Linked DNA regions of Homo sapiens: region 2 is linked to region 1. The links are chromatin contacts, found by Hi-C in ENCODE. All regions are on one chromosome and are shown on one strand. The core of a region is the stretch at or near the end of the contact, and the rest is flanking DNA. Distances in the headings are between cores, read along the strand shown.

Region 1 (5,673 bases), core at 1,990-4,489:
CGACTAATGAAGACAGGAAATGTAAGTATAAGTCAGTGAGGAGCATCAAAATAACAATTTGGTAAATTCTCAAGAGAATCTGCAGATTCATAAATTGCATTCTTCTGATAAAAATTATACAACATATCAAGATGTAAAGTAAATTAGAAAATCAAGCCAAGATGTCCAATATCCAATAATAATTCCAGAAAGATATAGGTAAGGAAAATAAGAAAAATACTTCCTAGACCTGAAAGAAAAATATCTCCAAATTTAATAAGACCATAAAGTACCTAGAGCACAAACATTAACAGCAACCACAACAAAACCATTCCAAGGCATATATTTAGGACACCAGGGATAAGATAAAAAGACAATCCTAAAAAGTTTCTGGAAAGAATAAACTTGCCTCATAGCCAGATCAAGTATCTGATGACATATGACATCAGAATTCTTCAGAGCAACATGAGAAATTAGAAGACAATGGGGCAATGCCTTAAAAATTCTGAGGGCAATATGTTCCAAGTTAAAATTGTGTCCACTCTTATTTTATTTTATGAGACAGAGTCTCACTCTGTTGCTCAGGCTGGAGTGCAACAGTGAAATCTCAGCTCACTGTAACCTCTACTTCCCAGGTTCAAGTGATTCTCCTGCCAGAGTCTCCCTAGTAGCTGGGACTAGAGGCACATGCCACCATGCCTGGCTAATTTTTGTATTTTTAGTAGAGATGGGGTTTCACCATGTTGGCCAGGCTGGTCTCTAGCTCTTGACCTCAAGTGATCCACCCGCCTTGGCCTCTCAAAGTGTTGGGAGGTGTGAGCCTCCGTGCACAGCCTCCACTCTATTAAAAAGTTTTGAATGTAGGAACTCACATTTTTATATACGTGTGTTCCCAAAATCTTTACCCCTCAAAGCACGCTCTCTCAGGAAGCCACTAAAGGATATGCTCCACCAGAAGAAAGCGGTAAAGCAAGAATGAGGGATTACTGGCTGTGCCATAAAACAGGCTCTGAACACTAGAAAGGCGAGGAGTCGTCTTAGGATCAGAGTGAGGGGAAGCCGTGAATAACCACTGTGTAGCTATCAGTCCAGACTGGAGCAGGAAGACACACAGCTGGGGGTACGGGGTTTGGGTGGTGGTGGTGGGGGTAATTACCCAATGAATGCAAATGTAATGAGAGGACAGCTGTACTGTGGCAAAAGAGGGTATGGATGAATTAGTGATGATCACACAAATTTAAGCCAAAAATGTAAATATATTATTAACCAGGGAAAACAACAAGGGAAATATAATCAGCATACTATAAGGATTATAGATACTTGCCTAACAATATTAAAAATTCTGAATACTGAGGATATCAAAATTGTGATCTAAATTTATCTGGAAGATGGGTGTGAGTGGGAACAGGTGTATGAGGTGTGTGTTTAAGAAAGGCGCATTTTCATCTTCCACAGCATAAAGCTAGTATCTAACCTAGAGGGAAAAACATTAAGCAGCAGCAATATAGGCCTGTTATTTAGAAATCTCAAGATAAATAGCAAAGAATATTGCTAAAAGAGTTGAAATTATTCTGTGCAGAAGCTGGGGATAGCAACAGGAATGCTGTTATTATAAGCTTTGGAGTACTTTTCAATTTTTAAACCCCATACATCCACTTCAATAAAAATGAAATTTAAAAATAAATGTTGACAAATATTTTATATAACGAATGTAACATAATATATCCCTTGTTATGATGAAGAAAATTAACATTTGTCTTTATTTTTAGTTTTTTTTTTGAGAAGGTGTTTTACTCTGTCACCTGGCTTGAGTAGCAATCTCCGCTCAATGCAACCTCCGCCTCCCAGGTTCACGTGATCCTCCCACATCAGCCTCTTGAGTAGCTGGGATTATAGGCACGCACCACCACGTGCAGCTAAGTTTTTTTATTTTTAATAGAGATGGGGTTTTGCCATGTTGCCCAGGCTGGTCTATGAACTCCTGAAGTCAAGTGATCTGCCCACCACAGCCTCCCAGAGCGTTGGTATTATAGGCGTGAGTCACCGCCCCCAAGGAGCTTCACGAATAGCTGGGATTACAGGCATGCGCTACCACACCCGGCTAATTTTTTGTATTTGTAGCAGACACGAGGTTTCACCATGTTGGCCAGGCTGGTCTCAAACTCCTGAACTCAAGTGATCCACCCGCTTCGGCCTCCCAAAGTACTGGGATTACAGGCCTGAGCCACTGCTCCTGGCCTATTTTTTATTTTTATTTTTATTTTTGAGATAGGATCTCGCTTTGTCGCCCAGGCTGCAGTGGCGCCATCTCGTGCCCGGCCTTTTTTTTTCTTTCTAATATTTGTTTTAATACTTTAAAACAACTAGCAAGAACTCTGTCTCCTATACATGATATTGGTTGGGTGTTTTTTGGCAAAATTGGAATGTTTGGTATTTCCACTTCCTTACACAGAAGCAAATGGACAATTTTGGCATTTCGGACGCTCCATATGGAGGTCGGCAAATTACAATTCTGCACCCTGGGGAGGACATAAAACCATTTTCACCTAAATATAACTTTTAAATGACACACCACTCCCAAATTACAAAACGATTCAAATTTTGTAGGGGGTTCAGATGTGTAAAAAAAGTCAGGAAAAGCGATCCCCTCTAGAACATCTTCTATCCTACCCTATCAATTGTTTAGTTGCCAGATTAAAAACTTTGGCCGTGCGCGGTGGCTCACGCCTACAATCCCAGCACTTTGAGGCGCCGAGGCGTGCAGATCACCTGAGGTCAGGAGTTCGAGACCAGCCTGACCAACATGACGAAACCCTGTCGCTACTAAAAATACAAAAATTAGCCATGCATGGTGGCGGGCGCCTGTAATCTCAGCCACTCAGGAGGCTGAGGCAGGAGAATCGCCCCTGAGAATCGCCACCAGGAGGTGGAGGTTGTAGTGAAATGAGATCACGCCATTGTACTGCAGCCTGAGGGACTTTTATTGAAGGCCGCAGAGTTAATCAACAGCAGAAGGGCTCACGTGGCTGGGAGGCAGTGGAAAGCGAATGTGTAAGAGGGGGGTTTCGTGTGGGAAGCGAACCCCACATGGAGGTATGGCTGTACCGGGGCATGGGGGCCCTTACCCGGCCGAAAGAAAAGGAGGGCGCTGGTGAGGTAGCTAACCACCTCCTTGATCTGATGCTTTTCCAAATACTCCGCGGCTTGGAGCTCCCTGCTGCTGGTCTCCATCGCTCCGCGTCCCGCTGTTGCTAGGCGACTGCCTGGCGTCTCAGCCGTGCGACTCTGTCTCCCTCTACCCGGCGCGGTCACGTGACACGCCTGACTGCCCTGTGGCTGCGACCCGGACCTGGAATTTCTAGAGCTCACGGTTCAGGGCAAGCCTGGGGCATGTAGCAGGGCAGAGAGGGCAGGTGAGGTGTGGACCAACGTCACTGTCCGCGATCCAGGCTTAGGGCTGGGCCCAGGTGCCTTTTTCCATCTCTCTCTAGCACCTAGCTCGGTACTTGTTGATCCAATGATTAACAAGGCTTGAAGTGCTGGCATCACAACTCAGCATGAACTAATAACAGAAGGAACTTGTGCAATTTTGAGGGTGCCCAGTGGAGAGTTCTTTTTATTATTATTATTTAAGACCTTTATTAACAGGTGCTTGCAGTTTGTTGACTTTTTTGAAAAAATCAAGTTGTAAACTTTTATTACAAATTAAAAATAAAGTGCTTAAAAATCTCATCTTGACCAGATATGAAACAATTTAAAAACCTTTAAAGGCGTATTGAGAAAAACAAGGCTTTTTAAAAAAAACACGTTTGTTATTACCAAAAAGAGACATATTTAGGTAAAAATAATAAAAACCCCATGCTGCATAGATAATGCAGATAGTTCTATTTATCTGGTCAACGGGCAAAAAGCAAGCACTTAAGGTCTTCAGCTCCAATCTTTTGTTCATTTCTTATTGCTGGAATTTCATATTTCTTCTTGTTGGATGACTAAACCGGATGATGGTAGAGATGGTAAGCCGGCATTTACTCAGCCCCGCCCTGCTCAGCCTCGGGAGCAGACGAATTCTCAGCTGGTGGATTGGCTGATTTTGTCTCTTTGCCATCTTGTGATTTAGGGTTTTCTGGGCATCTGCGTTGGTAATTGAAGTTGCTGCGGTACCGACGTTGAGGTGGCTGCTGACCCTGGGTCTCATCTCCTTGATTTTATCTTCTTCATTGCCGTACTCTCTAGGCTGTCTTTGGCAAGGAGGGCCCCTGCGGAATCGTGGTCTATATCCCCGATACATATTCTGCCTCACTGGTCTACCTTGTTCTCCTGCACCCTGGTTGTCAGCACCCTCCATCACTTCTCCCTGCACAGGAGGGCTGGAATACTGTGGTCGACACCCATAGGGTCTCCGCATGTAGTAAGGTGGGAACCTTTGCCTGCGGTAGGGCCGGCATTGTTGGGCCTGGCCTTCGGGAGCATTCTCCGATCCCTCGGTCTTTTCCCCACTCTCACTGTTCTGGTAATTTTGCTGGTAATTGCGTGGAGGACCCCTATGACGTGGATAGCGTCTATAATGGTTACGATCTGCTGCATATTTACCGCCTTGAACTCGAACACCACCAGGATCTGTAACATTTGCTGCCTCCGCACCCTCTTCTCCTTCAACAACATCAAACTCCACAGTCTCTTCATCTCCTACACTGCGAAGGTACTTCCTGGGGTTATTCTTTATGGCAGTCTGGTGTACAAATACATCTTCCTTGGTGTCATTCCTGTTGATGAAACCATATCCGTTCCTTACATTGAACCATTTTACTGTTCCCAAAACCTTCACTGCGATGACCTTCTTGTCCACGCTGGCAGGCGCCGCCGATGTGAGGCCGCCCGGACCACCGCTCCCTGCGCAGCTGCCCGTAGTGCCGGGCTTGGTGTCGGCGGCGCTGAGGGCGGGGGCGGCGGGGGGACGGGAGGGGGGCGGTGGGGGGAAAGGCGGGGGCGGCGGGTGGCTGCTGGGTCTCGGCCTTGCTGCTCATTGGTTGCGGTGATGGAGACTGGGGCCGGCTGCGGCAGCTGCGGCTCCTCCCGTGGTATGACGGTAACTAGGCCGGCAGCGGCGGGGCTGCTCAGGGTTCTCTGGGGTCCGCTCTCCGGGGTCCGCTCTCCGCTCCCGCTACCGATCGAACTCCCCAGTGGAGAGTTCTAAGTGGCATCTCTGGTGTGAGCGGCCTGCAGGCATGGCGCTGGCCACCAGTCAGGAAGGTCTTGGCCTGTTGGCTCGACTGGGTTGTGGGCCACAGAGCAGCCTGGATCCTGAGCTTCAACCCCTGTTTGCTGGAGCTGGTTTTATGAGATGGAGACCACCTGACATATTTATTTATTTATTTAGAGACGGATTTTCGCTCTTGTCGCCCAGGCTGGAGTACAATGGCGTGACCTTGGCTCACTGCAACCTCCACCTCCCAGGTTCAAGAGATTCTCCTGCCTCAGCCTCCCAAGTAGCTGGGATTACAGGCAGGCACCACTACACCCTAATTTTTTTTGTATTTTTTAGTAGAGATGGGGTTTCACCATCTTGGCCAGGCTGGTCTGGAACTCCTGTCTGTTGCAGGAAGTCAGGCACCCCAAACGGAGGGACCGGCTGAAGCCATGGCAGAATATAAATTGTGAAGATTTCATGGACATTTATCACTTCCCCAGTCAATA
Region 2 (5,673 bases), core at 1,462-3,961, 640 kb before region 1:
CCAACATGGAGAAACCCCATCTCTACTAAAAATACAAAATTAGCCTGGTGTGGTGGCGCATGCCTGTAATCCCAGCTACTTGGGAGGCTGAGGCAGGAGAATCACTTGAACCCAGGAGGTGGAGGTTGCAGCGAGCCGAGACCGTGCCACTGCACTCCAGCCTGAGTGACAGAGTGAGAGTCCATCAAAAAAAAAAAATTAGAAAATTAGCTGGTGGTTTGCGTCTGTAGTCCCAGCTACTTAGAAGGCTGAGGCAGCAGGATTGCTTGAAGTAATGCAGCAAGCTATGACTGTCCCACTGCACTACAGCCTGGGCAACAGAGTGATACACTGTCTCTAAAAAAGAAAGACAAAAAAGCAACATGGCCTGGGTTATCTGGGCAACACATTCCACACATCTTGGAGGACCCTCACCTCCTGATAATCAAAATGAGCATTTCCATGTTTCATATTTCTGAGTGCCTGTCAACAGCACACCATTTCACAGCAGAGCAGGGACTAGAGTGAGGCATAGGAGGCACTCAACATGGGTGCAAAATTCAATTTTTTTTTTTTAGATGGAGTCTCGCTCTGTCACCCAGGCTGGAGTGCAGTGGAGCGATCTCGGCTCACTGCAACCTCTGCCTCTCAGGTTCAAGCTGATTCTCCTGCCTCAGCCTCCCGACTAGCTGGGATTACAGGTGTGTGCCACCACAGCCAGCTGATTTTTGTATTTTTAGCAGAGACGGGTTTCACTGTGTTGGCCAGGCTGGTCTTGAACTCCTGACCTCAGGTGATCCACCCACCTCAGCCTCCCAAAGTGTTGGGATTACAGGTGTGAGCCACAATGCCGGGCCCATGGGTGCAAAATTTAAGGGGCCGCCAAAAAACTCAGTAAACAAGATAAATATTTTAGTGCAGTTCTTTTAAAATTTTTGATATTTTGTTCATCGTGGATAATTTTTTATTTTTATTTTTTAGTGGTTGCATTAAAATATTGTTTATCATGGTTGCTGAGTCTTTTGGCACCCATTGGACTTTGTACGCTGATCCGGTACCTCCTTCTTCTCAATCTAGTCTCAGTCTCTGAAGAGCAGAGTGCACTCATCTCAGCTCCGATCTCTAACCAGTGCTGGCTTGTGAGAACCGGCTTGAAGAAGATTGATAGGTTGATGGTTGGGCTGGAGCGTAGAGTGGCTGGAGGCCCCGTCTACCTCTTTCAGAAAGCCACGAAAACAGATAGGCAGGGGGCCAAGTCTATTGTTCCAAAGTTTCCACAGGCCTTGAACGGCCCTTGGGCTTTGCGGTCTGGTGATCAGAGCTGTAAAGGTTTCTAAACAATCAGAGGCCTTTGATATGGTTGCCAACACCCACATTTTCCATTCTGGGAACAATGCCATCAAGGGCCACAGCCTCAGTCCCCCACCTAAGTGAGGAAGTGTCTGCTGGTTGCTGGTAGGAGCAGGTCCTGTGAGGGCAAGGGTCAGAAGGACAGAGGAGTCTTCTTATCCTGGCTGCTCGCCTTTTCCCTCTGGTCACCTCACCCTTTTGCATGTTCAAAATCTATGCTCATCTTATCTAGCCCATTCCTCTTGGCTAAAGCCAGCACACATCCTGTTCCTCTCAATGGGAGAACTATCCGGGCAATTGCATTTAAAGGTTTTCTTGCATTGGTTCGGAATTTGCCCTGGCTCTGCCCTTATTTCCTGATCCCAGTGTAGTTTCTTTATTCAGGTGTGCAAAAGAGTGAGCTATTTTGTTATGGAGGCAGAGAGAAACAACCTCAGGTTCCTCTAATAATGCCTTTAGAACTCTCTTCTGAATAACTGGGGCGTTAAATTCATCGACAAAATCCCTTTGGGAGATACACCATCTGGGGACCCCCTCAAAGGTAGATATCTGGGCTAATTTGACTGCTATTTTGCAGGAATGCAGGTGGGCAAAAGATAGTTTCCACTAGGTCAGAATGTTTTTTCCACTTTCTGTTCTTTGTTATTTTGCTCACTTCCGGTGTGAAAGCACTGAATTTCAGAATTAGATGAAACTTATAGTAAAGGCCTGCCACAAGGTCTTTGTCAACCCCATATCCTGGTGACCAAACTAGATTTCATGACGTCAATCATTTCAAAAACACAGGCTCTTCCAACGGCGTCAGCAAGCAGAAATCCTGTTCACAAACACTGTTCTAAATCAGTCTTTATTTTATTTTATTTTTTTTGAGACAGAGTCTCACTCTGTCGCCCAGGCTGGAGTGCAGTGGCACTATCTTGGCTCACGGCAACCTCCACCTCCCGGGTTCAAGGAGTTCTCCTGCCTCAGCCTCCCGAGTAGCTGGGATCACAGGTGCCTGCCACTACACCCAGCTAATTTTTTGTATTTTTAGTAGAGACGGAGTTTCACCATGTTGCCCAGGCTGGTCTCAAACTCCTGACCTCAGGCGATCCGCCCGCCTCGGCGTCCCAAAGTGTTGGGATTACAGGCATGAGCCACTGCGCCCAGCCAAATCAGTCTCTTAATACTGAGTCTGAATCTCTTGAGATTTTAGCCCCTCAGTGCTGACCTGATGGAGATGTGCCTTTTTTTTTTTTTTCCGGGGAAGTATTCACTTCAACTCCCACAACCCCCGAGGAATGACTAGTGGGTTTCTTTCCCCTCCCCTCGGGTGGCCTTGTGAGGAAGCCAGGAAGTACTGTGAGCGGCAGGGCCTGGGAGAGCCCCTGTGGCCGACAGGAGGAGATCAGCCTTCATCGCACTCTCAGAAACGGAAGTGTGGGCGTGTGTTATGTTGCTGCAGCAACCAAAGGCAACCGAGCAGCAAACCTCAGATGACTGAGCCCAGCCCATTCAACGAGGGGGAGTTTCAGGTGGCCTGTGTTCCCCAGGGACTGGGCCTAGCTCAATCGGGAAAAGTCAGCATCCAAAAGTCCTCAATGACGCAGAGGAAGCCAGGAGAAAACAGTCAATGGCTAGTCATCACTGATTCGTGGTCACAGGCGTTAGAACAGGAAGGATCTGCACAGATCAGCCTCTCCCACCCCTCACTTTCCTGATAAAGGAACTAAAGTCCGGAAAGTACTTGCTCAGAGTCCTACTGCCAGTGGGTGTGAAAGCCAGAACCACCACCCTCATTGCCTTCTGTATACATAGCTTTAACAGTTTGCAAACACTCTTATATGCTTTAATTTCATCTGATCCTGGACTGAGAGCAAATATTTGTATTTCAACCAAAAGGCCAAATGCTCAGTTTCCTCATCTGAGAGGATAATAAGAGTACTTTTCTAATGGAATTCTTTTTTTCTTTTAATTTTTGGTAGAGACAGGGTCTCACTATGTTGCCCAGGATGGTCTTGAACTCCTGGCCTCAAGAGATCCTCCCAACTGCACCTCTCAAGTGCTAGGATTACAGGCATGAGCCATTGCTCCCTGTCCTCTAATGGAATTTTTGTTAGGATTAAATGAGTTAATAGTTTGGAGATTTGAGAGACTATAATAGAGGAAACCTCTCTTCCCTTCCCAAGTTCTGAGTAATTAAGAGCTGGGCAAGGAGAAATAAAAACAAATGGGATTGGCCAGGAGCAGTGGCTCTCTCCTGTAATCCCAGCACTTTAGGAGGCCAAGGCAAGCAGATCACTTGAGGTCAGGAATTCAAGACCAGCCTGGCCAACATGGAGAAACCCTGTCTCTACTGAAAATACAAAAATTATCTGGGTGTGGTAGTACACACCTGTAATCCCAGCTACTCGGAAGGCTGAGGCAGTAGAATCACTTGAACCCAGGAAGTGGAGGTTGCAGTGAGCCGAGATCACCCCACTGCATTCCAGCCTGGGTGACAGAACGAGACTTCATCTCAAAAAAAAAAAAAAAAAAAAAGCAAATGGGATCAAAACATCAACTTTATCACTGATACATTTTATATAGGAGTCCATGGTTTACATTTGTGGGTAAGTGAATGCCAGAATTAGGCAGGGTACCCACGCAGGCTGGGGCATGCCCCCCAGTTGGAAACTGTCCCTGTAAACAGTGGAGCCTGGGAGAGCAGAGCCCAAAGCATGCTCTGGAGGAGGATGGCTGCCAAGAGGACAGAGATGGGCTGAGCTATGCATCTCCAGTTCCTCCCCAGCGTCTCCATTGAGAAGTTGCTCCTCTTCCTGTACCACCCTCTTCACCACCACCACCACCCTCCTGGGCAGGAATGAGTCAAAGAGCAGGGAGACAGGTCAGAAATCTCATGCCAGAGAAGCTTCTTCCACATGGAAGGAAATGTAAGGGATGAGGAAGAATCTTTTTCCCTTCTAATAAATATACGTAAAGCACTTAGTACCTGGCACAATAGTAAATGCTCAATAGAAGTTAGTGATTACAGGCCGAGCGCAGTGGCTCATGCATGCCTGTAATGCCAGCACTTTGGGAGGCCGAGGTGGGAGGATCACCTGAGGTCAGAAGTTTGAGACCAGCCTGACCAACATGGCAAAAACCCATCTCTATTAAAAATACAAAAATTAGCTGGGCATGGTGGTGGCCACTGTAATCCCAGCTTCTCTGGAGGCTGAGGCAGGAGAATCACTTGAACCTGGGGGGTGGAGGTTGCAGTGAGCCAAGATTGTGCCACTGCACTCCAGCCTGGGCAACAGAGACTCCATCTCAAAAAAAAAAAAAAAAGAAAAAAGAAGTTAATGATTACTATTAATACTTGAGCTATAGCTTATTCATCATACCAGAGACTTCTGTACCTCTATTGATGTGACTTCTCTAATCATGTCTGCTCTTATTAGATGTGTGACCTCGGGAATTTTATTGACCCTCTCTAAGCCTCAGTGTTCTCCTCTATACAATGGCTACCATGATGGTACTTATAATTGGGAAGACTACATGATTTAGTGTAAAGGGCTTAGCCTGGATGCCTGGAACCTAGTGAATATTTAATAAATGGTGACTATTGTTTATTATAAAAGAACTTGGGAGTCCAGCACAAAATAAATGCAAAATTTGCAATCATGAAACATGATTGATTTAGAAGAGGCATGTAGGCTGGGCACGGTGGCTCACGCCTGTAATCCCAGCAGTTTGGGAGACCGAGGCGAGCAGATTGCTTGAGGCCAGGAGTTTGAGGCCAGGCTGGCAAACATGATGAAACCCCATCTCTACCAAAAATACAAAAATTAGCTGGGTGTGGTGGTGTGTACCTGTAATCCCAGCTACTCTGGAGGCTGAGGCCTGAGAATCGCTTAAACCCAGGAGGCAGAGGTTGCAGTGAACCGAGATTGTGGCACTGCACTCCAGCCTGGGCGACAGAGCAAGACCCTGTCTCAGAGGCATGTAAAGGAAAGGCCGATTATCAGAATTAGAGCAATTGCTTCCTTTGCAGACACGATCTAGATACCTAGGTTTTATGCCCAATTTTGCCCCTGAGAATGAAGCACCAGGAGTACTGCAAAATCATCTGGGTGTTTTCCCATCACTTTCCATAAAATGAGGAGAAACTCACAGTCTAGTGTTCACCTTGGGAAGATGGTGGTATTTTGGTATTTTTGAAGCTGTGAGGTCTTTGGGAAAGAATATTTAAGTGCTCTTTCATGTGTTGAACAAAAATGGCTTCAGCCAATCACAGAAGCTAAGAGCCACTGTCTGAACTGCAGGAGGATAGATGCTGGATTTATCTCACCCACTGCTTTGTCTTCAGCACCTGGCACAACA

What was found. A loop is a pair of places that touch in the nucleus more often than their neighbours do. Pooled maps may share reads with other maps.
Region 2: a loop to region 1 is called in a pooled map, with 6 times the contacts of the local background. The contact joins the enhancer-like site here to the promoter of EFCAB10 in region 1. A Hi-C loop is called at or near these places in 5 of 37 single-sample maps with no recorded cell type and 6 of 50 pooled maps.

What each region holds. Positions count from the first base shown.
Region 1 is chr7:105,578,254-105,583,926 of GRCh38, forward strand. It overlaps EFCAB10 (EF-hand calcium binding domain 10), which reads right to left and starts at 3,240. Exons shown (of 5, transcript NM_001355526.2): 1 at 3,105-3,240. The coding sequence starts at 3,210. It also overlaps the pseudogene YBX1P2. RefSeq lists enhancers at 2,632-3,144, 3,145-3,655.
Region 2 is chr7:104,942,465-104,948,137 of GRCh38, forward strand. The region is part of intron 1 of LOC101927902 (a long non-coding RNA gene); the gene reads left to right. Among named protein-coding and RNA genes, the nearest start is that of LHFPL3-AS2, 19 kb to the left of the region's middle. RefSeq lists enhancers at 1,435-1,494, 2,135-2,184, 2,495-2,804, 2,598-2,892, 3,125-3,194. Within about 2 kb of position 2,712, at least 37 of the 41 ENCODE cell types and tissues checked have a DNase peak (open chromatin) inside an H3K27ac peak, as active enhancers do.